2 separate regions of the Homo sapiens genome follow, and region 1 is linked to region 2. Evidence: chromatin loops called from intact Hi-C (ENCODE). Cell type or tissue: mammary epithelial cell. All regions are shown on one strand. Links, peaks and the distances in the headings refer to the core of each region. The heading gives the core; the rest is flanking DNA.

The links. Peaks named below come from ENCODE experiments on the same cell type or tissue, not always from the same donor. Only the 100,000 strongest peaks of a DNase experiment are listed, where the experiment ranks them.
Region 1: a loop joins it to region 2, with 4 times the contacts of the local background. A loop is called at or near these places in 7 of 110 quality-filtered maps.

The regions. Positions count from the first base shown.
Region 1 is chr4:168,812,690-168,826,028 of GRCh38, forward strand. All of the region lies in intron 10 of PALLD (palladin, cytoskeletal associated protein), which reads left to right. Among named protein-coding and RNA genes, the nearest start is that of PALLD-AS1, 170 kb to the left of the region's middle. RefSeq lists enhancers at 3,181-3,815, 3,816-4,451. In mammary epithelial cell, for the core only: no CTCF peak of the experiment used is centred there; a DNase peak (open chromatin) is centred at 4,182; H3K4me3 peaks cover 316 bases; H3K27ac peaks cover 1,069 bases.
Region 2 is chr4:168,750,582-168,766,912 of GRCh38, forward strand. The region is part of intron 10 of PALLD (palladin, cytoskeletal associated protein); the gene reads left to right. It also overlaps the pseudogene RPL9P16. Among named protein-coding and RNA genes, the nearest start is that of PALLD-AS1, 110 kb to the left of the region's middle. RefSeq lists an enhancer at 7,313-7,813. In mammary epithelial cell, for the core only: no CTCF peak of the experiment used is centred there; DNase peaks (open chromatin) are centred at 7,960 and 8,920; H3K27ac peaks cover 3,065 bases.

The sequences.
Region 1 (13,339 bases), core at 1,061-9,060, 59 kb after region 2:
ACATTCACAATCAGGCCTCCTTGATAAGTATTGAGATTCAGAGTCAAAGTTGGGAAAGCAGCCTTCAATTGTACTCATTCATGTGAAGTTTTATAATGAAGAGTGTATGTGTGTCTCTTTTTGCACTTAAACAAAGGTAGGGAAGTTGATGGCAACTATTTTCCTTCTTTCCCCATCAAAACCTGGAGTATAAATGTGGGCGTGGAAATTAGAGGGAAGCCTAAAATTTGTACTGGTCCCCAGCCCCCGTGTAGATTCATCAGCGAGATCCCAGGCTGTTTGAAAGAATGCTGGGCCTGGAGCTGAGGGACCTCCCCAGAGGCAAATTGATGGTTGGAATGCTGCTGCAGAAGGGCTCAGTGTCCCTGTGGTTCTTTAAGTCTGGAATTTTTCTTTCTTTTGAAAAACGTACTTTTGGGGGGGGCGGAAATGAATTTGAATCTATTTTCTACCACATGTTTAATGACCGAGGTGATGTATTTTTTCCTCAAATTATTATAACTCCCAGTAAAAATTCAAGCCTGTAGAAGGTAAGGAGGAGATTATATGATGAAAGTATTATTGATTTTAGTGGAATCATGGAATTTAACATATCTTCTTTACTTCCAAGTTAGTGCTTTTCACTCTACATCATGCCCAACACTTTCCTAGGTAAACAAGGGCTATAAAAGAAGGGCTTTTAATGTATCTCTTCCCCTGCTTTGGAGCAAGGCAGTTACAGAACAACAACAACAACAACAAAAATAACATTATCTGATTGATTGGTTGATTGGTTGGTTGATTTTAGAGATAAGGTCTTGCTCTGTCACCCAGGCTGGAGTGCAGTGGTGTGATCGTGGCTCACTGCAGCCTCAAACTCCTGGACTCAAGCAATCCCCCCACCTCAGCCTCCTCAGTAGCTAGGACTGCCGGCACATGCCACCACACCCAGCTAATTTTTAAAAAATGTTTTAGAGTTGGGGGTCTCACTGTGTTGCCCAGACTGGTCTTAAACTCCTGGCCTCAAGTGACCCTCCTGCCTCAGCCTCACCAGTAGCTGGGATTACAGATGTGAGCTGCTGTATGATTCTGTCTCGCATAATTGGATATATTTTAAATGGTAAACTTGATCTGTATAATATTTGGACCTCCCTCAAAAAACAAATCATTCATGAAGCTTTGGAAAGGCTATTATAACCAAATAATGTGTGCATAAGGAACCTTCTCCCCACATCTCTGAGCCCCTTTTCATTATGGAACCTCACAGCATCCCTCAGGATATCCCTGAGCCCAGGGGAAGATGAGAGTGGGAGGAATTTCAGTGATGGGAAATAGAATCAAGTTAAAGTAAACTCTGAATTCGATAGAGACAGTGTGGGATGAAGCAACAACAAAAAAATGTATTAAGACGCTATCAATAATACATTTTGCCAGCATTTTTGAGACGTTCCAAACCAGTCTCAGAAAGTTTGAGACTGATCCCAAGAAAACAATGAGAAAGGTTGAGTCTAAGCCTAAAATTTTGGCTGAATTTGGAAATTATCAGTGTGAAGGCTACACACCAAAAATATAAGAACCAACTGTCCTGAAAGTTTGGGAGTTAAGATTTGGGGAAATTATTTGAAATCATTTCAATCTACCAATTCCTGATTTTTTTGCACTAAGAATTGAAATTCTGAATCCCTTAATTTATGTATCAAATATATCTACCAGCAGTGCAGGGACAATGAGGGTGGAAATGCATTAACTAATAGATTATATGGACTGCCTTAAGCAACTGTATAATTTCTGTTAGGATGAAACCGAACCATGTTGGGAATTCTGATTTAAAATGAGGTCTGTACTTTATAGATGTGGAAAATAAGGTTCATAGGACGAAATTACTTCCTCAAAAGCGACATAACTGCGTTGCAGCAAAAACGGCAGGAGAGTGCAGGTCTCTAAGCCAAGTCTTGGACTAGGTTCTTGATTCCAACAGTTCTCCAGTGATGCTTCTGAAGACACTGGGCTGAAAGTGAACAGTGACCCTCTTTCCCGAATGTCTATAATTTTCTCAATTTAAAATTTTTCTCCTAAAAGACAATGGCTATTTTAATCTTTTCTGTTTGTTTGTTTGTTTTGAGACACAGTCTCGCTCTGTCACCCAGGCTGTAGTGCAGTGACGCGACCTCGGCTCACTGCAACCTCCACCTCCTGGGTTCAAGCAATTCTCCTGCCTCAGCCTCCCAAGTAGCTGGGATTACAGTTGTGTACCACCATGCCTTGCTAATTTTTGTATTTTTAGTAGAGACGGGGTTTCACCATGTTGGCCAGGCTGGTCTTGAACTCCTGACCTCAAATGATCCACCTGCCTCGGCCTCCCAAAGCGCTGGGATTATAGGCATGAGCCATTGTGCCCGGCGAATATTTTAATCTTTTAGTGACCTCTGCCATTTTTCTTTTCAAGAACAAGATGAATGAGCAAATGTAAACATTTTAAAATTAACTTGGAAGGGCTTTGACAGATTTCATTTCTCATGGACATATGCTTGTGACTGTTTCAATATTGCAGGCATACACTAGCATCATTTTCTTTTAGCAGAATTGCTTGGTGCTCCTGTAATAGAATGAAGTGTAATAGTGTGCAAACATTCACAACTTCCATGTGCTCTAAAACCTAAACAAGTTTGAACCCACAAGTCACTTTGTAAGGCACATCCAGGCTCGTTGAGATTCTAACTGGTGGAAATAGTTGAAAGTATATTTGTCACTTACACCTTGCCTATATCCAAGAAGGATTTGAGTCTTCCTCCAACAAGAATGCATCCAAGCCAGTCTAAAACTGTCCTCCATAAAATAGGGAAATACACTTTGGGAATTTCATAAGCTAAACACTATTTCCACATTGGTCACCATGGTGAACACAAATATGCAAAATCGACTGAATGGTAACAAGGCAGGGAGAGAACGTGCTTCCTATAGGATTTGATCTGCTGCTTATTCTGATCAAAGTGGAAACTATAAAGGTTGGTTGGAGCGGATAGCCCAATGCCTGCCCAGTAACAGGGCTGCAGGAATTAACACGGTGGACGAGGGAAGGTACAGACCATTTTCGGTGGCTAAATGAGAAATAATACTAAGCGATAGGATATCCTGTATGTTTAGATTACTTGCCTCTGAAAACGAGCTCCAATTCTTTTTCAGAACAAGTATTGGGAACAAACTGTGGATATTTAATCACTTAAGGGTACTTTCTTCTGGGAAAATCGCTCACTCTTAATTTTTCAGTTGAGTTAGACAAGGGCTAATTGCAAGAGGATTAAAACCTTGAAAACTGCTTTGTTCAGCTTATTGTTTCAGGTTTCCCTTTGGAGTGTGGATGATGTGTTTATTTGACATAATGAATACCACCATCCGCTTTGTTCCGGGAACCAAAAGGCTATGTGCTTGCCCAAGGAATTTCTCAGTTGTTTATATGTAAGGAAACACTGCTCTGTGTTATTGGATGGGACCATTACAGCTCTTTCTTAAATAGGGAATGCAGAGAGCCGTGCTTTCCTCACTCACATCTGAGCAGAGAAACCAGAAAATAGCCTTCAGCACTCCAAATGCCTGCTTGTTTTCAACACAAGAGAGCAAAGGGAACATTTATTGAAAATGTGTGTTCTTCGCTTAGGAACCCAGAGCTTTACTTTGTGTTATTGGCACATCTACTTAGACCTATGTTATATGTGTATGTGTGTATATATATATATATATATATATATTTTTTTTAAGTATTAGATTGGAGTGCTTGGCATGAATCATAGATTAGAGAACATTGACAACTAACCAGATAGTGAACTCTGCCTCTATCAGCCAAATCTAACTGCCAAAACACTGAGGAATAAAGTAACCACTAATTAAGCAGCCTGGAGTTTTGTTTTTGGGTTTTTTTTGGTGGTGGTTGTTTTTAATACATACCCTGCCATAGGATGAGGGCAATTGTGTGAAATACATGCTTTGCGGTGACTTCCAGTGATGCAACATAGCAGTCTTTTTAAACAGCTGAAAACTCTCTGGTCCTTTATGGTTTCCAAAAGGTACTCCTTAAATGGGCATAACTGATGGGGGATTGGCTAGTGAGCTACAGAGAAGGCTGAGTCAGAGTGACCTGTTGGAGCTAGCCCCGTGTGTGTGTGTGTGTGTGTGTGTGTGTGTGTGTGTGTGTGTGTGTGTGTGTGTGTAGAAAAGGGGGAGCCGTGGGCAAGGGGCGGGGGTGAAGGGAGGCTGCAAGCTTGGCAGAATGTTTGAACAAGACAAAGAGCAGTTCCAGCGACCAAATAAGGAAGTGAGTGCTGAAGTATTTCAGAATAGAAGTGTGTCAGGGACTCAAGGCAATTGCGGAGAGTAAAAATAGGCAAAGAAGAAAGGGCAAAGGATTTTTGTTTTACTTGTTCCACAAAATAAACAGGGAAAGAAGTATCTCTGGTCTTTCAGCTGGAGTGAGAAAAACAGATCGTATCTATCCCTTTCTGTTGGCTTTTTATAGACATGTGTCTGAAGAGATGTTTAGAAGCTCTTTCAGTGGCAATGGCAATAATAAGCATGCTTTTGTTAAAGACAGAAAAACGCAAGTTGTGCATTAGACGCACCATCACATTCCCTTTATGTGTAATGCATGAAACTTTTAGCCCAAGATGATGGAAGTTTCCAAGAACCAACAGAAATATCTGGAAACCCATTTTCAGACATGTCCTGAACACTGAATTATAACTGTATCCTTTGAGAAAAATCTTACCTCTTAACAAGCCAGTTAAATGTCCATTAGATACAGTGTCTAACTTAAATATGTTGATAGTTACTGAAAAAGATGTCAAAAGAGGCAAATTACGCAAAGAAACTGTCAGTACTTGTTTTAATCTTCTCAATACCATCTCCCCAACTCTCCAGAGTGGCCAATAATATGTCACTGATCCTATGGATAAATGCTGCTCTTATTTTGATACTTTTTTTGCAGTACGGGTGGAAGAGAACAAAGATTTGGAAGGAGAATTTCAGATACTCCTAAACATAATTTGAAACAACCTTTTTTTGTCCTACAAAACCAACATTGAGAAATTATTTCTATTAACCAAGAAATCAATTTACTTATGTCTGCAACTAGGAATAAATAGAAGACATTCATCCTGGGTAAGACTTTTGAAAGCCCTCAATAACTAAATTGTTGGCAACTCTAGGATTGGCAATTGAACAAATCTATCCTTCTGTTCTCATGCAAAATACAAAATTGGACAGCCCACACTTGAATCAGAAACTACCAGAACCTGCCCAGAAGAGTTTGGGTAGAGAGCTAAACTGGAGTGCAAAATAGGGAACACACAAAGATTGACCACGGCATGTAGATGATCTTACAATGTAGTGTATTCTGGCTCCAAAAATAACCTGCCCCCCACTTAAACTGAAATATAAACTCTATTGAATAAGCTACCTTGATCATGCTTCAAGAAAATGTTAGGCTTATGACAAAATGTTTATTATCACAAACAAAGAAAAAATTAAAATGAGACACAGTGTTATGCCCACGAATAGTCATTTTAATGACCAAGCTCCATCCTACCAATGCTTCACTAGTTGACTTTTTTTTTTTTAAGCAATTTAACAATAGATGTCAAGAGCAGGGAAAAAAGGCTGGGTGTGCTGGCTCACGCCTGTAATCCCAGCACTTTGGGAGGCTGAGGCAGGAGGATCACTTGAGCCCAGGAGTTGGAGACCAGGCTGGGCAATATAATGGGACTCCATCTCTACAAAAAAATATTTCGAAAAAGCCAGACGTGGCGGTGCACACCTGTAGTCTTATCTGCTTGAGAGGATGGCTTGGGCCCAGGAGGTCAAGACTGTGTGAGCCATGATTATACCATGTACTCCAGCCTGGACAACAGAGTGAGACCCTGTCTCAAATAAATAAATAAATAGTGGTAAAAAGAGTATTTGACTTCAAAATCATACTTCTCAGTATTTGCCCTGAGGAAGTAACTCAAAATGGGAAAAGAAATGTATAAGCCTGAAGATGTTTAGTATAGCATATTTTTTATAATTTCAAAACAAAAAATTTAGAAGTCAAATACACAGAATATTCTCTTATCTCAACAATGCAATATTATGCAGCAATTAAAACTGGTAATGATTAAGCCTATGAAGGCAAAAAATGTTTATGATAAATGATACAATAATGACGAAAAGTTACCTTGTAAAATTACACACTATCTGTATAGCTATGTTTTGAGGACTAGAAAAGAACATGGTGAAATAGTGCTAGTGTGTTATACATACATAGAGGTAGATTTTTTGTCATCTTTATTTTGTGTTTTTCAATAATAAATGCCTTTCAAAAAAAGATGATGATGAACAAGCTTACAGGCAAGAGGCAGGATTCCAGAGTCAGAAAGAACTGAGGCTTCAGAGTTTACCTATCCAGCAAATATAAGTCACAAAGTTTTGTGTAGCTAGTTAGTGATGTTGTAATAGACTTTGCCATTTACAGAACTGTTTTACTTACTGATTTGACTTGTCAATTATTTAAAAATAGCAAAGCTAGCAAAAATAGCAAAATGTCAATTATTTAAAAATAGCAAGTGTAATTCTTTTGTGAGAAAAACAATCACCCACAAAAATGTAACTGCAGAGGCTCCGAGACCATTTGTGTGTGTGTGTGTGTGTGTGTGTGTGTGTGTGTGATTCCTCCGGTATAGCTGTGAATAATGTGAGGTAACCAGAGACTGGCAGAGTCAGCCCAGGATTAAACACCGTCATCAGCAGCACCCCAGTTTAAAGAGAAGATTCAGAGCACCTGCATCAGGATCTCCTTCTAAAGCCCTGAATGGCAATTGGGAGCCAATCCTGACATTGAGATCACATAATAAACTGTTCTCACAAAGAGCAGTTCATTTAATCTTTCCATGCTTTTGTTTTGGTGACCCCGCTACTGCTGGGAGTAATTATAAAGAACTCCAAATGATTAGAAAGCATTTTGCATAAATCAGCTTGTTTGAATTATTGCATTTCCAGGGAAAATTAATTGCGACTTAGAACAATGCAGAAATTATTTACACACCCAGGTGTCAAAAAGCAGAGGAGAAGCAAAGAAGTAAATATATATTTATAGAATTTCCTGTGATGGCTTATAATAACTATTGAGTAATCATAGAATGTTAAATGTAATCTCATCCAACCCTCTATAGTGGAGATTTGAAAATGGAGACACAGGACTCGAAGTGAATCGTGCAGGGTCTCATAAAGAGTTAATGCCAGAGCCAACTCCTTTGTTGAAAATAGTAGTTAAATCCTTAATGGCTGTTCTCTAGAGCTCTACTTGCTGCCTTTGCCTTCTTGCCCCTCTCCTGTGGCGAACTTAAACAGTACTTCCATCAGTCTTACTTCGAAAGACTTAAGAGTTTGAAGGAGCTCTAGACAATTTATAGTCTTGTCTTAGGCAAGGTGATTCTGCTTCATCTAGTTACTTATTTAGAATGTTAACTCCTTAGTGGCAGAAGTCATGTTTCTCAGTAATAACTAAACTTATTGGCAGCAATGCCATGTGCGCCGTGCCAAATGCTTTCCAAAGTCTCGTTGAATCCTTGCAGCAATTAATCAGGTGTGCAGTGCTATTATTCTCATTTTACTAGAGGAGGAAACTGAGGCACAGAGAGGTTAAATAACTTCCCCAAAGCCTTACACCTAGCAATGGAATATTACGCAGCAATTAAAACTAGTAACAATTAAGCCTATGAAGGCAAGAATGTTTATGATAAATGATAAAATAATAGTTACCTTGTGAAACTGCAAGCTATTTGTATAGCTATGCTTTGAGGACTAGAAAAGAACATGGAGAAATAGTGCCAGTTATGCGTATGGATACATATGCATCACAAGTGCGTATGTTGAGATTTAGACAAAGTATCAGCCTTGGGATTTACACCCAAAGCATGAGCTCTTAAGCATGAACTTGCATTACTTCAGTAGGTGTTCAGTGAAAGTTTTTGAAAATACACCTAAAGTATCCCAAGCAGATGACAATTCTCTTGACTATGACCAAAGGTATGAGGAAGAACTTCTACTTTGAGTAAATAAAATGATGGGCTTCCAGAAGCCAGGTATCCAGGTGATAATTTTTCTATTTGAATATGAGAATGATAGTTACACAGATAACTCCAAAAATTACCTGCATCAGTGAAAATTTGGAGGACAGACATATATAAATTTTGCAATGTTGTATGTCATACCAGTGAAGGAATCTAATGATACTATTATTTATTAAGTGAGGATCGCAATAAGAGTTATTGAGTAATCAATGTCTCTGTATTTCTTTGGGTTATGATTCCTGTCACATCAGTATGGAAAAAGATTTAGCAAGTCGCATGCTTTGCTTGTCCACAACATCCAAGCTCCAAATGTCGCAGACATAAAGATATGCCCAGAGTAATCTACTCTGTAACTCACAGTGAGGGTATTTAGTTGAATCTCCATATAAAGGAATGATTTGAAGGAATTATCTTTACCTAATCCATCCTCCTCCCCAAAGTAGTGGAAAATAGACTCAATTATTTCACCTGAAGTTAAATTTGCATGTGTGAAAGTGTATGTTTATGAAACAAATAGTGCTAAGCATGACATTAGAAATGGAAATCCTAAGTCCTCTGCAAAACATTATCTGATGAGTTGATTACGTATTTGTTCTCTACTTATTTCATCTTACCTTAAAACCATGGGATACTAAGGTATTTTTTTTTTCATCATTCATCCCCTTTGGTAAAATATCAAGTATATGTATGTGTGTGTATGCAGATATGGGTATATATATGTATGTACAAATATATACATGTTTAATGTATTATTACACATACAGATATACACAAAGAGAGAAAAATTTGAAGAATTAGATGAATATACGTATAAAGAGAAGTTTTAGGCCAGGTGCAGTAGCTCACGGCTGTAATCCTAGCACTTTGGGAGGCCAAGGCTGGTGGATCACCTGAGGTCAGGAGTTCGAGACCAGCCTGGCCAAAATGGTGAAACCTCGTCTCTACTAAAAAAAAATACAAAAACTAGCCGGGCATGGTGGCGCGTGCCTGTATTCCCAGCTACTCAGAAGGCTGAGGCAGGAGAATCACTTGAACTCGAGAGGTGGAGGTTGCAGTGAGCCGACATCGTGCCATCACACTCCAGCCTGGGCAACAGAGCAAAACGCTGTCTCAAAAAAAAAAAAAAAAAAAAAAGTTTTAGTATTTTTTTTCTCATCTCTCAATAGACTGTTGTTGAAGCCCACTGCTCTGTATAATACCCCAACACCCATTTGAAGAGTTGCTGAAAGTTCTGTGCCAGGCCATGGTGGGCTGGCCTGAGGCCTGATCCCAGAACCCTCCAGCTGAAAGGAATGTTAGAGCTCAGCCATCCAGCCCCTCCGCAGAACACATGGGGAAACTAAGAGAGTATGAGAATTTTGTCTCAAGACCTCATTTCCAAGAGGACTCAGGACCTGATGAGGTCTTTGTTATATTTAAAGTCTAAATAGCTGTGTGATAATAATGAACCTAGCTTAGGAATTGTTTTACATACTAGAGCTTTTGTTTGGTTTTAGATTTTTTTCTTTTTGGGGAGGGGGTGGGGTGGGGAGGGGAGGCAGGTAGCAAAGTACTCTTCACCACAAAGAAGTTGAAATTGAAAAGGAAATCTGTAGGCACTTAAATGAAAAGCAGGGCATTTTGCTGATGAGGTCAAATGATACTGATCAATGGGAAGCTCTGGGAGAGGTGGCTGTGTAAAGGAGAGACTGGGTGACCCAGGGAAGTGTCCGGAGCTGAATGAGAAGTTGGAATCACATATTCCTATGTTGCAGCCTTCAACCTGATACTAACTCATTCTTCAGACACGGAGTCCAACTTCCAAGTGCTTCAGGGATTTTTGTTAAGCCTTTTAAGGGTATCCAAATGAATTAACTATTGTGTTTCACCAACGCTCTAGTAATTCACTTTCAGTGGGCGGTTTTATTTTCCCAGATGTGCAGATTGTTCACCATGGAGCTATGAGTAATTAACTCATAAAAGAAATGTCCAGATGAATGAACAACTGCAAAGCACCTGTTGTCAACAGCTGATTTTTGTCTCCGCGCTTTGATTATGAAGAGCTTGAGAATACTGGAGGTTGTTTTCTTCTTCTAAAACCTTGTGACACCTGCTGATTTAGGTTCACATAGAATACAATGGTAAATAGAGAATAGGTGGTAGAGCTTGTCTTTATATCTAATGAAAGAAAAGTGTCAAAGTTTCAGATGAATGTCAGATACCCAAGGATAGGGCTGCATTATGACTTTCATGGGCCTTAGGCACTTTTGCCTTTGTGGGTCCGTTTCTCCATTAAAAAAAATAGAATTATATTTTATAGTTGTATTGGTATAACGATGAATGTAACCCAGGCTGGATTCATTATTATATGGTCATCATTGTTATATTTATTTATGTTCACTTTTTCCTTCTGGGTTTATTAAAATTAAAATTTTTTCTTGGGTTGCCCAAAGTGTCAGCCCTGCCCACTGAACCTAATGAATAAATTGGCCCTGCCTAAGATTATGGACAAAGAGACTTCACGGAACCATAGCTGGCCCCATCGATTTTTACTGTCACTGTAACAGAGAACACTGCTAGGCCCATTTCTTCTATTTTTCCTGATGTTGTCTCTGAACAATGAGCAGCTCAAGAATCAGAAATCCCTTTCTCGGCAAGGTAGTTCACGCCTAGAGTCCCAGCACTTTAAGAGGCCAAGGCAGGTGGATGGATCACTTGAGCTCAAGAGTTTGAGACCAGACTGGGCAACGTGGTGAGACCCTGTCTCTACAAAAAATAGAAAAAAATTAGCCACGGGGTGGTGCACGCTTGCAGTCCCAGCTACTCGGGAGGCTGAGGTGGGAGGATGGCTTGATCCCAGAAGATGGAGACTGCAATAAGCTGAGATCATACCACGGCACTCCATCCTGGGCAACAGAGCAGGACCCATTTCAAAAAAAAAGAAATCCCTTTCTCCTTATGTAACACTACTTGGCCTAGAAAAGCCAGTATTTGTGTCCACTGTGCTCTGCCAGGGCTGCTTATGTAGGGGCCTTCGTTCATAATATGACAACGAAGCAGGTGACTGAATCAAAAATTAATTCCTCCATGATGCTAAAAGACTGTGTCTGTGTTCTCCAAAATGGAGTCAGTTTGTGAAGAGAATTTTTGTCAGACCAGTTTATTCATTGCTACACAAAGCTTTCTTAAGTGACATGCAGTGGGCAAACAAGGGAACAATGACACCAAAGTTATGTCAAGCTTGTACTTGTACCACCCACAAATGAAGATGGAATAATAATGTTGCCACCTATAAGCTAATGAACAAAATGCAACAATGGGCCCAAACATGCATATACCCATTGCCAATAAATTAATCTCTAATGAGACTTTTGCTAAAATTGAGGTAATGATTTACAGAAGGCCTGGCTTTTAAAGAGGCCTGAATTTAGTCTTTATTTATGGTTGCCGTATTTTCTTTTCACTTGCATTGAAAACTTTACTTTCAAAATCTTACTTTGTCAACTTTGTCCAGAAATACATTTTTTTATTTTTTTATTTTTTTACCAATCCTCTTAAGTGAATACTTTTTAAATGATATTCTAAACTCTTATTTCTCTCAGTGCAGTCTTCTCTCTGAACTCTTTTCATGAGCCATATCTTATTAAAATCCATTATATATTGTAAAAGAAATAGCCATTGGAAAATATTCATAGGCCACCAGTTCCTTTGAACATAGCAGATTGAACCAAAGTTTAATTTGAAACATCTTTTGATAAATCTTATAAATTGACCAAATTTTCTCAAAATCATTGAACTTTTTCTAAAGTTACTAAAAACAGACAAATATCATATACTAATACAAGAATAATGATCTTACTTCTTTGGAGCAATGGAATTATTTTTTACATTTACGACTATGGAAATCTTGGGTAAAAAAAAAATCTTAATTTTTTTTCCTTGAAATCTAGTACTTCATTGTATCAGCAGTGACCTAGTATAACTCACTTAAGGGGCCTGTAACAGGCAATATCAATATTATTGTCAATTGTTTTAACTGTCAATTATATAAACTATATATCAGATAAATTCTTTTTTTTTTTTTTTTTTTTTTGAGACAAGTTATCACTCTGACACCCAGGCTGGAGTGCAGTGGCACGATCTTGGCTCACTGCAACCTCCACCTCCCAGGCTCAAGCGATTCTCCCACCTCAGCCTCCCAAGTAGCTGGGACTACAGACGCACACCACCACACCTGGCTTCTATTTTTTGTAGAGATGGAGTTTTGCCATGTTGCCCAGGCTGGTCTCCAACTCCTGGGCTCAAGTGATCCTCCCACCTTGGCCTCCCAAAGTGCTGGGATTATAGGCGTGAGCCACTGTGCCTGGCCAAATTCATTTCTTTAATTGCCAATGTTACCAAATATTCTCTCCTATGGAGCTTATGGTCTATATTCAGAGAATTTTCTAATTTTAAATACATTTATTACATTTTTATATTTAAAGAAAGTTTAATTGGAATATTTGACTTCTCCTTATTCTCTCTCTTCTCTCTCTCTTCTCATTCCATTTCCATATTGGAGTCTAGGTTTGTACATTTTATTTTGTTAAAGATATATACTGCAAAATAATCTCAATGATTCTCTTAGTAGTTGGATATCTTTGTTAGAAAACCTTTAACTTCAGCACTGAAGCAAATCATTATGTATTTGCCTAATGAGAAAAATAAAGTACTTCAGATAACATAATCCCGTTTATTTGACGCAGAAGATTCGTGTATTGATCCAGAAGAATGGATATTCAAGTTTAAGATGTGAAGTGCTGGGTAGAAGGAGGTTTCAGAGATGACAGGTTAATCAGAGTTAGGGAAATAGACCCAATTCCCTCCTTCTTGTGATAGTCCCCTATGTATAGCCTGTCGGAGTCCATGGTTTCCTTTGAATTGACTTCATTCTTCTGAAAACGGCGCTGCAACACCCTAAGCAGCTCCATTGCTGAGAGAGTTTTACTTCCTGTATTTCTGCGAGCAACAATGGAATCATGGCTGATCTGGGTGTTTTCTAAGCACCCTGGAAATCTACATGAAATGCGACACAAGATTCCTTGTTATGGTGTCACCAGAGGTAATATTAATAGTATTAAAAGAACAAGCTGAGGACTTTATGCATGATCTTACCCATGACTTCATGAATTGCCACTGGGATTAACGTAAAATCTGTAATCCTCGCCTAAATAGGCCATCTTTGTCTATTATCCATCACTATATATATAAGATACAACTTAAGGTTTTTCTTATGTAGGATA
Region 2 (16,331 bases), core at 4,283-12,282:
TTGTACATGAAGCACTTTTGAAAAAAAGTCACTGACTACAGTCTTAGTTACCAAGTTGAAATCAAAGATAGATTTTTCTTCCAACTGCAAGAAAAATTCAGTGAGTTTAGAAGAAAAAAGTTATTCTACTCAGCTGGGTTTGACAGAAACACTATTTCTGTGGCCTCCTGTCCCCATCCCCTAGTTATGCCTTAAGGCCCTTCTCAAATATCTTCTCCAGAAAGACTTTCCTAATACTTCTAACTGGAATTGTTCTCCATTTTAGTGCCCATTTATTATTGTACTTCCGGTTTACTTTACCATTATTTGGATAGATGATTTGTCTCTCTGTCTGGTTGGTAACTGAAGGTAACAGAAACTCAGCAAACAGATGTTACATTCATGAGATCACATATTTTATATATGTGTGTGTGTGTGTGTGTGTCTGCGTGTGTATTTTTTTTTTTTTGAGATGGAGTTTTGCTATTGTTGCCCAGGCTGGAGTGTAATGGCACAATCTTGGCTCACCGTAACCTCCACTTCCCAGGTTCAAGCGATTCTCCTGCCTCAGCCTCCCGAGTAGCTGGGATTATAGGCATGTGCCACCATGCCTGGCTAATTTTGTATTTTTAGTAGAGACAGGGTTTCTCCATGTTGGTCAGGCTGGTCTCAAACGCCCAACCTCAGGTGATCTGCCCACCTCAGCCTCCCAAAGTGCTGGGATTACAGGTGTAAGCCACCGTGCCCAGTCCACATATTATATTTTTGAAGCCTCTCCGGCAGTATAATATATGCTAACATAAGGTTTGATGAATTATAAAAGCAATTAATTTTAGGTATTGGGACACACTAAAATCTATCCAGTGTAGATTTCCACACTGGGAGAGCAATAGCCTGTCATAGCAGCTTTGCAATCAGATAGCCCTGAGATCCATGCCTGACATCTCCAATTAATGGCTGTGTGACCTGGAGCAAGAAACTTAATGTCGCTAAATCTCACTTTCCTTAATAGAGTCATTACTGAATAAATATCAAGCTATTCTTAATATCAACTTGGAAGTATTAACATTTCTTAACACAGTTCACACCAGGGCACGGACTCCACAGTTTAACCTCATCTCCAGGAGGTTAGCATGCACACGTATCATGTTCATTCGGTAGGACAGTAACCTGCTAGCAAATGTAGACTAAATAAACACTGGATCATTCCTGTAGTTATTTATAAATAGTCTCCATCTTTGGTTGTGATTTTAGTGGTTAGAATACTAGAAAAAGAGTGGGTAGAGGGACAGGACATAAGGAATTCCATGTTAATCAGTAGCATGGGAAGGCTGGTCATTTTCACAAAACCAAGGGAGATGAAATAAGATTGTCCTAAACACTGTTCTGAGAATTACACAGAACATGAAAGGCTGCTTGGAGTGAGTCAGAGCTGGGATGTTATAACAGATCCGGGCTCTGTCGAACACTCAGTCCCCCTTGCCAAATGTAGGAATTCACAAGATCAGGCTCAAACTTAAAAGTCAATTTCTTGTAGGCTGGGTGCTCACGGCTGTAATCCCAGCACTTCGGGAGGCCGAGGCGGGTGGATTGCTTGAGCACAGGAATTCAAGACCAGCCTGAGCAACATGGTGCAACTCTGTCTCTACAAAAAAGTCCAAAAATTAGCTGGGCTTGGCGGCATGCGCCTGTAGTCCCAGCTACTCAGGAGGCTGAGGTGGGAGGATCACTTGAGCCCAGGAGGCTGAGGTTGCAGTGAGCAGAGATCACGCCACTGCAGTCCAGCCTGAGGGAGACCCCGCCTAAAAAACAAAACAAACCAAAAAGTCTATTTCTTAAATACCATGCTAGAGTTATGTTCATTCCTTGCAGTCATCTAATCAGTTCCCATAACTTTCTTGATAAAAGGCAGATGTTGCTTTTCCATAGAATAGAGATGGTTATCTTGGCCAAGGTGTTTATGCAGGAGTGCGGGTACTAAGATGATTCTAGATTTGTACCTTTTTAAAAGTCTGTTGTACAGTTCTGTGTTCTGAGATTAGGTGGCATTGTGTTTCCTTTTTACGTTTTTTATTCTGTTTCCACAGAGAACATTTACACACTTTCAAATGATCCTGATAACTATTCCATACATATGATATCATTGGCATCTATATACTTTGAAAATATGGTAGTAATTTTTTTTTGCCATTTATATCTACTGGTGACCCCCATAACTTGAAGCTACTTTTTAGTGACCACAAAACTTACTTAAATTCCCAATGTATATTATTATTATTTCCAGTACCTAAAATCTTTTAAAACTTATAGTATAAATAATTACAAAATAACTTTGAGGAGAAATTTAGAGAGTGAAAAGAGTAAGAGAGAAGAGAAACAAGAGGAGGAGAAGAAAGAGGAGGCAGCCTAGACTTGTGACCAAAGCTTTTACATGGGGTGAAAAAAAGCTAAACTATATTAAGAGTACATTTATGAGACAATGGCAAAGCGAACAAGCAAGAGAAAGGATTTTGACATATCTCAGTTGACATTATGAAAACTCTCATTGCTTATCCTTGGAGGAAATATAGCAACCACCTGACTACTCACAAGCAGCAAATGCTAGAGAAGACTCTCCCCTCTTAATATCAATAAACTAATCCCCACCTTACATGCCATTTAAGTACAAGGAGAAAGTAGGGAGGTATATAGGCTTTTAGTTCTTTTAACATTTGAGAACCCATTTTGGCCCCAAGTTTAGATACCTCAACATTTCTGTCACTAACCTTCTTCCCTCCCTCCTTCCCCTGCTTCCTGACCCCCCAAACCCACCCCTTTGTCTCTCTCTCTCCCCCGACCCTCTCCTCCTCTTCCCTTGCTTCTGAGTTGGGAGGGATTTGAGAAGAATGAACCCATACCAACTCCGCCCTAGCCAGCATTCAAGATGGCCCCATGAATCTTGTCTCCTGGTATTCATGCTTTTTCTGTAGTCTCCTCCCATATGGACTCAGAGTTGGTCTGTGTAACTCACAGGGTGTAGTGGGGGTGACAGTGTGTCACTTCCAAGGCTGGGTTAAAAAAATGCACAGTGGCTTCCTACGTGCACCCTCTCTGTCAACTTCCATTTTGATAGGATGCTCACTCATCACGTGTAGAGGCCCATGCAGATAGGAACTGGGGCCTCCCAGTGACGACCAGCACCAACTTGCCAGCCGTGTGACCGAACCACCTTGGCAATGGATCCTTCAGCCATAGTCAGGCCTTTAGCTGACTGCGGCCTTGGTCAACATCCTGACTGCAAACTCACGAGAGACACAGAGCCAGACCCCCCAGCTAGACCACTGCCAAATTCTTGCCTCAGAGAAACCATAAGAGACAGTTAATGCTTATTGTTGTTCTAAGCCAATAAATTTTGAGGTAATAGGTTATGCAACAAGTACATACTATGTAATAGGTATGCAATAGTATACAATAATACAAATACTTTAAAAGAAAAGTCAGAAATCTAAGGATAACAAATTCAGAGCTTTTTAAAATAAGAATGTTATCTCCCTTGAGTATTTAGAGCCTCTAGTAATTGTCCTTGTAGAATTTGAAGAAGGTTGCAAACTTTCCTTCTTTGTTATTTAGAGAAAATGTGTAACAAAACCTATAAGAAATCACTGCTAATCTATACCTCAGGAGCCTCATCTCCTGATAACTTTTTTTGGCAAAATATCAGTGCTCTTCCATTGTGTGTGTTCAAAGTTTTAGTCATCCTTACTTAGTTAAGATGATTATATATGAGTATACCTTTTAGTTAACTTCCTTTTGATACATGGTTTATTTCATGCCTAGGGTAATGATTGATGTTTATTCAAATGAGCTGATGTGGATGCAAGTTCCTCAGTGCTATACAGTAAAATTGCTGTTGACATCTTCCAGAACAAAACTGAGATAAGATCCTAATTGTGGATTCCCAAATATTACTTTTCAAATACTGTTACATTATGCTGACTATTATTTTCCATTCTGGTGCTTCTTAAGCTCATTACATGGTGATGATTTGTATATGGGAACAGTCTGAAGAAAAACAATTGTGTGATTTTAGATAAAAACAGGATTCAACCGAGATATGGAGTATCTCAAAGTAAAATGTGCTATTCCCATCTTTCTATTCTGTGTTTGGCTCCAAGTCCTTAAACATTCATTCAATACACACTATACAGATGTTCAAAGAATGCCTAGTGTGCATTGCTTAGTGCTCAACTGTGCTAAGCATTATTCCACACATGGGGATGGAACAATGAACAAGACAAACAAAGGTTCTGCCCTCATGAAGTTTACATTTTAGTCTGGGAGACAGTTAATAGGAAAACAAGTATAAAACAATATAATGTGGGATATTGTTAAGTACTAAAAAGAAAAGGGTGGCCGGGCGCAGTGGCTCACGTCTGTAATCCCAGCACTTCGGGAGGCTGAGGTGGGCGGATCATGAGGTCAGGAGATCGAGACCATCCTGGCTAACACGGTGAAACCCCGTCTCTACTAAAAATACAAAAAAATTAGCCAGGCGTGGTGGCGGGCGCCTGTAGTCTCAGCTACTTGGGAGGCTGAGGCAGGAGAATGGCATGAGCCTGGGAGGCGGAGCTTGCGGTGAGCCGAGATTGCACCACTGCACTCCAGCCTGGGCGAGAGAGCAAGACTCCGTCTCAAAAAAAAAAAAAAAAAAAGGGCAGGGTAGAGGGATAGACAATGGCTGCAAAGTTGAGGGATCTAATTTAGATGGAGGATCAGGGGAGTAAAATATGGGCAGGGACTTGAATTATATAGAAAGAGCAAACCATGCAGAAATCTGGGGGAAGAACATTTCTAACGGGGAAAGATCACGTTTTTAAGCCGTGAGTGAACAGAAGCTTGGCATGTGGGAGCTTAAGAGTAAGAGATGAGAGAGGCTGTCAGAGTACATAGGGCATGATGGGGAAGGGGGATACAGTAGAAGATGAGATTGGAGAAATAAACAGGAAACTTGCAAGCCCGGGTAAGGACTTCGGTGTCTATTCAATGCATGATGAGAAGCCACAAGAAAATTCCAAGCAAGGAAGTTATGTGATCTAATTTAATTTTTTAAATAGCACACTTTGCAGCTGCATGAAGAATAGTCTGGAGGTAGCGAGAAAGCCAGCAAGACCCCTTGAAGGGTTACTGTAGTTCAGGCCAGAAACCATGGTGGCTTGTGGGGTGGAAGTAGTTAGTGGAGGCAATAAGAAGTGATGGGAGCTGCATCTGCTGCAAGAATGAAGGCTGTTCTCAGTAATCAGACTGTCCACATTCCAGAAAATGTCGACATCACTCTGAAGGGGCACAGTTCTTGTGAAAGGCCCTAGAGGACCCTGCAGAGGGACTTCAGTCACGTCAGTATAGAACTCGGGCTCCTTGGAAAGAAAAAGCAGAGGCTCCAGATTGACAAATGCTGAGAAGATGGGAATTGGCTGCCATGCGTGCTATCTGTAGTCATGCACAGAAGATGATCAAGGGCGTTATACTGGGCTTCTGTGACAAGATGAGGTCTCTGTGTTCTCACTTCCCCATCAATGTCATTATGCAGGAGAATAGCTCTATTGTAGAAGTCAGAACTTTCTTGAGCGAAAAATATATCTGCAGGGTTCGGGTGAGCCCAGGTGTTGCTTGTTCAATATCCCAAGCCCAGAAAGATGAGTTCATCCTTAAAGGAAATGACATTGAACTTGTTTCAAATTCAGCTGCTTTGACTCAGCAAACCACAACAGCTAAAAACCAGGATATCAGAACATTTTGGATGGTATCTATGTCTCTGAAAAAGGGACAGTTCAGCAGGCTGATGAGTAAAATCTAAGAGTTGTACAGCTACAGAAACAAGATGTCAGATAATTCCTAAGACCTATTTGTGATATTTTAATAATGCAATAAAAGACAGCTATTGAAAAATAAAGTAGTGATGAGGTTTCAAGACATGAATGATGGGATTTGCTGATGGCTAGCACTCAGGATGTAAGGGAAAGAGAAGGATTGAGGCTAACTATTGAGTTTTGGTCTAAGAACTGCATGAAAGGTGGTATTTATGGACGTGGTGAAGAGTAAGGGAGAGCAATTTGGGAGGTGGAAGAGAACCGAGAGATCTGTGGCCAGGTTAAGTTTGAGGTGTGTTTATACATTTCCATATGGGAATGTCAAGTAGGCAGCTCGAAATACAAATCGCAAAGATGTTGGACTCAAGCTATAAACTTGAGAGTCACCACAGGAGAAATTGTGTTTAAGGCCATGAGACTATTTGCTGTCTCTTAAGGCAGTGAATGTAAATAGAGAGAAGTTCTAAGAACCGGCCTTGAAGCACTCTAGCATTAGAGGCCGAAGGTGAAAAGGGGTACCCAGTAAGATGGAAAGCCCAGAAGAGTTTCCAGATGAGGACGATGTTTCAGGAAGAAAAGAAATGAGTGATCCATTTTATCCATGCTACAGAGTGTCCAAAACAAATGAGGACCGAGAATAATCTTTTGAATTGGACAAGACGAGGTCCTGGTTGACATTCCAGGAAGGGGCGGAGACAGAGCCTGAGTGAAGTGTGTTGAAAGAATGAAAGGTAGGAAAGTAGACACCATGAAATACAAACAGATGTTTCAAGGAATTAGCTGTGAGGACAAACAGAAAACTGATACAGTACCCAGCTGGAAATGTTGATTTCCTCAGATTTCTTATCTACAAGGTGAAAAATTTTAGATAACTTCTAAATCCCAATGTATTACATTGCCAAGTCAAAAAAACATCCTAGGGTGAGTGCCTGAAAGGCTAAATTGTGAAAAAGAGTCATTACTCGGGTTGTTGATGTCCTAAATATGATGGTGTCATTACTGACTAGGGAGGGTGCTAGCATCATTTGTATCCAATGCCCATGTAATGATTTGAGATGACAATGGAAACGTTAAGAAATAATTTAAATCTATTATGAGAACAACTCTCATTTATTAGTTTACTTGTAGCCATTTCTGTGATTCAAATGAGCATTATGATTATTTTCTGACAGAAAGAACGAAATCTCAGGACAGTTCCATGTCCATCTGTAATTAGACCTCATGGCCAGAGGGCCACAACAGTGAGGTATGTGACACATCACCTCTGGGCTGCTGTAGCTGGGCGGCATGATGACTAAGTGAAAATGACAACGGCAATAGTAACAGGTGTCACTATACCACTTTAGAATTTACAAAGCCTTTTCATAAAAATTAACATATTTAGGCTGGGTGGGGTGGCTCACGCCTATAATCCCAGCACTTTGGGAGGCCGAGGTGGGAGGATCACCCGAGGTCAGGAGTTCGAGACCAGCCTGACCAACATGGCGAAACCTGTCTCTGCTAAAAATACAAAAATTAGCTGGGTGTGGTGGCGCATGCCTGTGATCCCAGCTATCTGGGAGGCTGAGGCAGGAGAGTCGCCTGAACCTGGGAGCTGGAGGTTGCAGCAAGCTGAGATCACGCAACTACACTCCAGCCTGGGCGACAGAGCGAGACTCCATCTCAAAAAATAATAATAACATATTTAATCATAGGGACCATTTAAAATGCTCTTTCATTTGTATTAAATTAGTTCTCCAACTCTGACAGTTTGAGCATGGTTGGCCCAGCTATCCTGATGGCTCCTTCCTGCTATTTTTTTTTTAATGTTTAAAACTCATCTTTTCAAGCTCAAGAGCTGTTGCTTTGAAGAGGATTTGAATAAGCATCTGAAACTGTTGGCTCAGACATTGATCCAACTCAAATTTCCAAAGCTGCTACCAGAATGCTTTTCCCATACAGATCCAAAATGAATGTGAAATGCTGCCTGTCCTCTTTCTCCTGTCTTCCTTTCAGTGACTCCACTTTCTCCACAGTGGCCCTCCACGTCAGGCAGCCCTTCTAAAGAATCCACTGCTTGGGTGTGTGTGTTCCCCACGTTGCATTCAGAAGGCACATCCATGCATCTCAGGCGTGTAGGTTCTTCAGCATGAATCATGCAAACTTGGTGAACCATAAACCTCTCCCTGTGGATATGAGTTTGTTGGTATTTTAGTCTGCTTGGAAACAGTCTGAGAAACATTAAACCCAGCTTTTTTGAGGTTAGTCCAAATTATTTTTTTAGACTAGAGAAAAAAAAATATTATGTCTCCTAAGGAAACTTGTAACCACGAACAGTAAATTTTAAATGTTTTAGAATGGTTTTCTTTTTCCCCCTCCCACATCCCCCACTTGTGCATAGTTGAAATCCCTAGTTTCTCTCACCAAGAAATACTACATGCTAGACTCACAGATCCATGGGCTGGGCCTGTGCAAATGGATTTCTTAGATTAAAAGTATAAAAACAAGGCTGGGCATGGTGGCTCATGCCTGTAATCCCAGCACTTTGGGAGGCCAAGGCGGATGGATCACCTGAGGTCAGGAGTTCAAGACCAGCCTGGCCAACATGGTGAAACCCCGTCTCTACTAAAAATACAAAAAAAAATTAGCCAGGCGTGATAGCAGGTACCTGTAATCCCAGCTACTCAGGAGGCTGAGGCAGGAGGATCACTTGAACCCGGGAGGCGGAGGTTGCAGTGAGCCGAGATCGTGCCATTGCACTCCAGCCTGGGTGACAAGAGTGAGACTCCATCTCAAAAAAAAAAAAAAAAAAAAAAAATATATATATATATATATATATATATATATATATATATATATAGAAACAATATATGCTCCATTATACTGACCCCACCAATCTTACCCTTTCTCCACTTTTCCAGTTCAATCATCCCCTAAGTATTCGTGTATAGTAGGATTTTAAAATGCACAGTACCATTCATGTGCAGAAAAGCACCTTTATTTATAAAATATGAATTCAACTTGCTCTACTTGGCAGGAAGGTACCTAGACCTCACTCACCTATTCAAGGAAACTGAGTCACTTCCTGTTTCAAACCACAGTTTTTCCAGGTTAACTCAATCTCTGTAGCATTTACCATATCCAGCCTCAAAGGACCCCACCCATCCATCCTTTCTTTGTTCCTTTGGGGAAAGAGGAACCTGTGAGAAGAAGAAAACCACAGGGAAATAAGACTTTGAGTTTGGAGAAGAATAAGAGAGCATTATAAAGTGATAAAACCTAAACATGGTTCATTAGGAAAAAGTGACTGAAATTCTAATCCTGTGCAGGTCCAGGATTATGAGGGAAGCAAAAAGAATGCCACTGACACTAGAATAGAGTATTTCCTGCTGGGCATGGTGGCTAATGCCTGTAATCCCAGCACTTTGGGAGGTGGAGGCAGTGGATCGCTTGAACCCAGGAGTTCGAGATCAGCCTGGCCAACATGGTGAAACCCCATCTTTACTAAAAATACAAAAATTAGCCAGGGGTGGTGGCTCACGCCTGTAATCCCAGCTGCTGGGGAGGCTGAAGCATGAGAATTGCTGGAACCCAGGGGGCAGAGGTTGCAGTGAGCTGAGATGGCACCACTGCACTCCAGCCTGGGCGACAGAGACTGTCTCAAAAAAAAAAAAAAAATTTATGTGCTGTCACAACTGCAAGGCATGAGGCCTCTCTCCCTCCCTGGCGTTTCCACATGGCACTTCCCCTTGTGTTTGACGTGTCAGCCTCTGTCCTCATTGCAAATCTCCTCTGCCTTCCAGCCTCAGTCTCTGTACAGACTCTGCCCTCCTCATCTTGGCTGCAGGGTTGTCAGGTTCTTTGGCCTTCTCATCTCACAGCCACAGGAGCGTTTGTGAACTTGTGATCCTCCCTAGTTCCCGGCTCTGGCAGTGGGTGCGGGGAGGCCTCAACACAGCCAGCCCCTTGGTTACTCTACTGTGACTACCTCCTTTTGGCTCCGGGCTCGGTGACCTACTTCCAAATACCAAATTGCAGCATGGGACTTTTCTGATTTTCATTTGCCCCCTCAAATCTATGAGGTTTCTATGATCTCTTTCATCTCTTCTCTTTCTCGTGAGTTACAAGGGAGTAGGGGCGTACCGGGTGCCTCAGAAGGAACCCAAGTAGCAATTTCACCATAGTCTCATCCCTCCAAATTTCTCCTAAAAAATATTCCCTCAATCCAGGATTTTTACTACTTCCCTCTGTGGAGAGAAACCCCATGTCTAACATCTGTCTCACCCAAGAGCATGCTGGAAAATTCTTTGGCTTCAAAGTCCAAAGATTGATTCTGGATATTGAATGTCCAGCTAAGGGAAACCAAGAAAAGACTTTTCTGTTTTCTCCTTCAGGTACCTGGTCCTTGAAATTGAAACCTAGACACTTATGCCTATTGTTTTTCTTGTAACTTTCAAAATCTATTTTGATGTCAAAATGGAACAATGGTTTTTTTGTTATCCATCGAGTTCTGCCCTTCTCAAGAAGTATGGATGGCTCAACCTCAGCAGATGGAAAGCTACAGGGAAATAGGAAGTACCATCTCAAGGAAAAGAAATGTGCCTCATTAGAAATGTCCGATGCATTTTTTGTTCTCAGTCGTTCTTGCAACCCAAGGACTGAGTTGCAAGTCAAAGTGTTTATCAATGTTAAGTTTGAACCAAAGACAAAAATCTCTGTTGTTCTTTCCTTCTTAGTAGTTCTTAAACTACTTATATATTAGAACGCTGCTGTGGAGGAAGAAATATTTTTAGTTTTTCATACGGAAAAGTTTTAAGACACACATTTCCATGGAGTATATTTTTCCCACAGTGTTTTCCAAAGCCTCTGTCTTTGGCTCAGCATTTCTCCAACTGGAAGTTTCACCAATGAGTCCCCTGTGTTCCTGTGGTCCGCTGTAGGGCTACTCTGGAGTCTCTGGCTTATTAGCATGTAAAACTCGGAGATTCTTTCCCTCCAGTTAAAGTCATATCCACAGGATTTACATGAAATATATTATATATGGCACCTTTCTTTGTAAGGTAGCTAGAAAGTGGCTTTGGGAATTTTTTTTCTGAGACGAGTCTCTCTCCGTCACCCAGGCTGGAGTGCCATGGTGCAGTCTCAGCTCACTACAACCTCCGCCTCCCGGGCTCAAGCGATTCTCCTGCCTCAGCCTCCTGAGTAGTGGGGACTACACGCACACACCACCACGCCCAGCTATTTTTGTTGTTGTTGTTTGTTTTTTTTTTTTTTTTTTTTTTTTTTTTTTTGTAGTTTTTTGTTTTGGTAGAGACGGGGTTTCACCATGTTTCCGCGGCTGATCTCAAACTCCTGGGCTCAAGTGATCCACTGCCTCCGCCTCCCAAAGTGCTGGGATTACAGGCGTGAGCCACCGTGCCCGGCAGGAAATATTCTATTCTAGTGTCAGTGGCATTCTTTTTGCTTCCCTCATAATCCTGGACCTGCACAGGATTAGAATTTCAGTCATTCTTTCCTAATGAACCATGTTTAAGTTTTATCACTTTGTAATGCTCTCTTATTCTTCTCCAAACTCAGTCTTATTTCCCTGTGGTTTTCATTTATAAGGGAAGAAAAGAAAGGACGACAAGTCTATTTTTAGGGATCCATTAAAAATTCATTTTTTAATAGTCCATAAACATTGCGAAGTAACTTGGGACTCATACATACAATTCTGATTATTTTAAATTGCTTCATGTGATAATTGCAAGCATTTATTGAGCATTTACACATTACTGAACTTAAAACACATAAAAATGCCATTCTCGGCTGGGCGCAGTGGCTCACACTTGTAATCTCAGCACTTTGGGAGCCAATCCAGGCAAATGGCTTGAGTCCAGGAGTTTGAGACCAGCCTGGCCATCATAATGGAACCCCATCTCTATTAAAAATACAAAAATGAGCCAGGTATGGTGGCATGTGCCTGTCATCCCAGCTCCTGGGGAGGCTGAGGTAGGAGGATTGCCTGAGCCTGGGAGGTTGAGGTTACAGTGAGCCAAGATTGTGCCTGTGCACTTCAGCCTGGGCGACTGGAGTGAGACCCTATCCCAAAAAAAAAGAAAAAGCCATTCTCTGGCGATCATTAAAAAGTCAGGAAACAACAGATGCTGGAGAGGATGTGGAGAAATAGGAATGCTTTTACACTGTTGGTGGGATTGTAAATTAGTTCAACCATTGTGGAAGACAGTGTGGTGATCCCTCAAGGATCTAGAACCAGAAATACCATTTGACCCAGCGATCCCATTACTGGGTATATGCTCATTGGATTATAAATCATTTTACTATAAAGACACACGCACACGTATGTTTATTGCAGCACTGTTCACAATAGCAAAGACTTGGAACCAACCCAAATGCCCATCAATGATAGACTACATAAAGAAAATGTGGCACATATACATGATGGAATACTATGCAGCCATAAGAAAGGATGAATTCATGTCCTTTGCAGGGATATGGATGAAGCTGGAAACCATTATTCTCAGCAAACTAACACAGGAACAGAAAACCAAACACCACATGTTCTCACTCATAAGTGGGAGTTGAACAATGAGAACACATGGACACAGGGAGGGGAACATCACACACTGGGGCCTGTTGGGGTAGGGGGCAAAGGGAGGGAAGCATTAGGAGAAATACCTAATGTAGATAACAGGTTGATGGGTGCAGCAAACCACCATGGCACATGTATACCTATGTAACAAACGTGGACATTCTGCACGTGTATCCCAGAAGGTAAAGTATAACTTTAAAAATGCCATTCTCTACAGAATTTGATAAATTTTTAATCTCAGAGCTTGAAATCAGTTACAACACTGTTTTAATCTATGAAATTATTTCAGTGTCTTTCTATGAAATTTAGACCCAATCTTCAGATACCATAGAGTACCTACTATGTGCCGGGTGCTCTAATTAGAATCTTCCATTTCATTGTCATTTAATTCTCACAAGAACCCTGCTAAGCAGGTGGCATTATCTCCTTTCCACCTGTGAGGAAACAGGTTCACAGCCGTTCCACAGCCCCAAGCCTCACATGGAGTAAGAGGTTGAGTAAGATCTGAAGACACATGGCACTTTTAGGCCACACAGTGTCCAAGGTATTTAAATGAAGTAGATGACTGAGTGTTTTTTAAGCCACACACTTACAGAAAAGACACTAGGAGATGAGCAGAAGGTGTTTCCCTGGAGATGCTGCCCTGGTACCACAGCAGCAGGAGGTGGGACAAGCTGACTTCTACTCTGAGTGAGTTAAGAACCTCAGGGCTGCTCTGGGATAGAGACAGCATGAACACCAGTGCATGGAGCCATTGTACCCTGGCCATGGTTTTTGTTTTAGATCAGCATCAGGTTCAGAAATCCAGAACCAAAAAGAAATGAATGCAACTCCCATTCCATCAGGTCAGGAGTGACCAGGCCTCCCACAGACCTTTGCCTGTTTCCTCCCCAAGCGAGCCTCAGAGCCTTAGAAGCCCTCTCCCACATGGTCTTGTATTAAATCATGTTCTTCTAGGTCAAATAACAAGGGTCCGTTATTCATGCCTCTGTTTATTTATTCATATGTGTATTCATTTTATTCACCTATAAATATTTACTGCAGTAATATTAACCAGCGTCCTTGTGGATATCAGAGTGCCACGGATATAAATATGGGAAGAAAAAGAAACCACTTTAAAGAAAAAAATTCTTTTAGAGAGTATACTTACTATATGTCTTCTTATAGATATGGGACTTTGTCAATGGTGAGTGCTCAGTAAATATTCAGAGACGAATAAAATGAATAAACGTATGAATGAACAGAGGAGTGAATAATGGACCCTTGTTACTTGACCTGAGAGAACATAATTTAATACAGGACCAATTTCTATCATTTTCCTATAAGTAATGTATTTCTATATTACATATGATATTTTGATATAAATTATATTTTATAAGTAAATCACCTCTAGGCTGGAAAACTCACCCTATGTTGGCCCCTAGGAACATTTAAAAAAATTTTTTTAGAAACAGGATCTTTCTATGTTGTCCAGGCTGGAGCACAATAGCTATTCACAGGTGCAGTCATAGCACACTACGGCCTCAAATTCCTGGGCTCAAGAGATTCTCTTACCTCAACCTCCAGAGTAGCTCCGACTACAGATGTGTGCCACTGTGCCCAACTTTTAGAGATTTTTTTTTTCTGGCTCAGAAAAAATCCCTCTCAGTATGTTTATTCCAAACCCTTTCTAACAGGTGTCCATGCGTTAGGCAAAAAGCCTTACAGCTTCTCAGATTCTTCTCAGATTCAAAGATTCATCTGTATTCATCATTTGAGATTCATCTCAAAGACTTGCTTAGAGATGACCGTACCATCTCTAAGCAAGTTTTCCTTTCTCTCTAACCTGCTCCTTTGGTTCCCGCACCTCTCTTGGCTCCAGGTGTCAATAAACAACACCTTTGTCAGCTCTTTCCATTGCCTCCTCCTGGTCAGAGCATGCTGAGTGAGCTTCACTTAAAGCCTCACTTTTGCATCGGATAACTTTTTCTCATTTGAATCGAGGGTTTATACACTGCCCAATATACCATATCCAATATAAACAGGAAAGAACATGATTTCTTTGTAGTAGGTAGCCTCCCTTCTAGGTCTTCTTTTACAGTGTGATGGTTATCAGGCTTAGGAATCAGAAAAAGTTAGTCTGAATCTAATCTCTAGTCCTTAGCTTTAACCTGGGCAAGTTATTGCCATCATCTGAAAAATGAAGATAAAAAGAATGATGAACAAATGAGATCACATATGCAAAACATACAGCACAATATTTGAAAATAGAGAAGGTTTAGTAAATGGAAGCGATGATGCTGAAGGAGGGAGAAGGAAAAACAGAGTAGAAGAAGAAGAGGAGAAAATTGCTAAATAATGAGTAGCCATCTTGAGAGACAGAGAGCGTGGCCCAGAGGACATGAGAGATTAGGAACTGCTGCGTTTTATAGGGAAAGGGAACACAAGGGTAGGAATGTACTGGAAATTCCATCCAAAGAGGACTCAAGGTAATGCAAGTCAGAATGGGTACTTGGGAGCATGGGATGACCTCAGAGCCAAGGTGATATTACATCCCACTGTCACCCACTTCACACTGTGGTCTTAATTTAGCTACACGTTCATGGACAAGAAGTTCAGAGCCAGCTCACACTGCAGAACTGGGTTCCGGTTTTATAAGCTAACTTACTGTTTGCCACAGATTGTAACCTCTTTCCCAAAGAACAGACATACCAGGAGCCAGAAAGTAGCTTTTAATTAATGAATTTGTCATCTGCTGCTCAGTGGTAATGAGGGAAATCCTGTGCCATACATTCTTTTAAGTGTAGATTCAGGATCTGGATATGTACTAGTGAGGTCAGCAATTCAGCCCTTTACCTCTGATTGTGGGCCAAATAAATGGCTGAATTACTCATGGGGGTGTGGATTTTGTTAAGTGTGGTGGGTAGGGGTTGGGAGGAAGAGAAGAGGGTGTGTCTTTCTTGGCATAGGCCAAAATGAATGAAAATGCTTTGAATGTTATTATAATCTATTCTGTGACCATGTCCAGGTGGCTTTCTGCCATGGCTCTGGGCACACCCATATGGACTTAGTCCCTTTCTGTAGGGATTTCACAGTTTCTGGTTGGCAGAGTAAGGACCCAAGCAGGAAGATTTTCTTCCCCACCCAACACACCCCTGAATCCTGCCAAATGTGAGGTGTGGGAGTGATAATATCAACGCAATAATACCAATAGTAACCACAATAGGTTCTTAAGAAACTGGAAAAGGGTACTGAGAAGTTTTTTCCACCTTTTTTGTATGCCTAGTTTGCTACATTGCTCCTAAGTTCCTAGACTTCTGGGCAGCTCTGCCTATGGAATAGCCATTCTTTTACTCCTTTACTTTCTTAATAAACTTGCTTTCACTTAAAAAATAATAAGTTCCTAGACTTCTCTTTAGTGAATACTAGAGCTCTACCTGAAAGAACCCACATTTTCAGGTCAATTCCCAAAACTCAAATGGTAGTGTCATGGACTTGAAAGCAGTCTTAGGGACTGTCCATTCCAACATTCTGCCCATCACAGACATTCCCTGGGAGCACCCAAGGCAGGCGGTTGTCCAGCCTGTGAATGGACACATGCAGAGACGGAGAGCCTGTTTCCTGAGAAGGCCAAGCCATGATGGGCATCTGTAGTGGCTGCAAGACAGCATAATGCGGGGGAAAGAGTATAGGATTGGGAGGCATGGGAATTGGTTCAGTGCTTGTTCTTCCACTGACCAGCTGAACGACCTTCGGGAGAAGTCACTGCGCCTTAGAATGAGTCACTTATCAACTATGAAGCTGTTGGATATGATCTCAGTCATTCTAGCAATAACATGGTCATTTAAAGTTGTTTTTCTACGTCTAGCCAAAACTGGCCTCCTGTAACTGCCAGCTATTGGTGTTAGTTCTAATTTTGAGAAATGTAGAGGATGGGTCTTATCTCATTGGTGTGG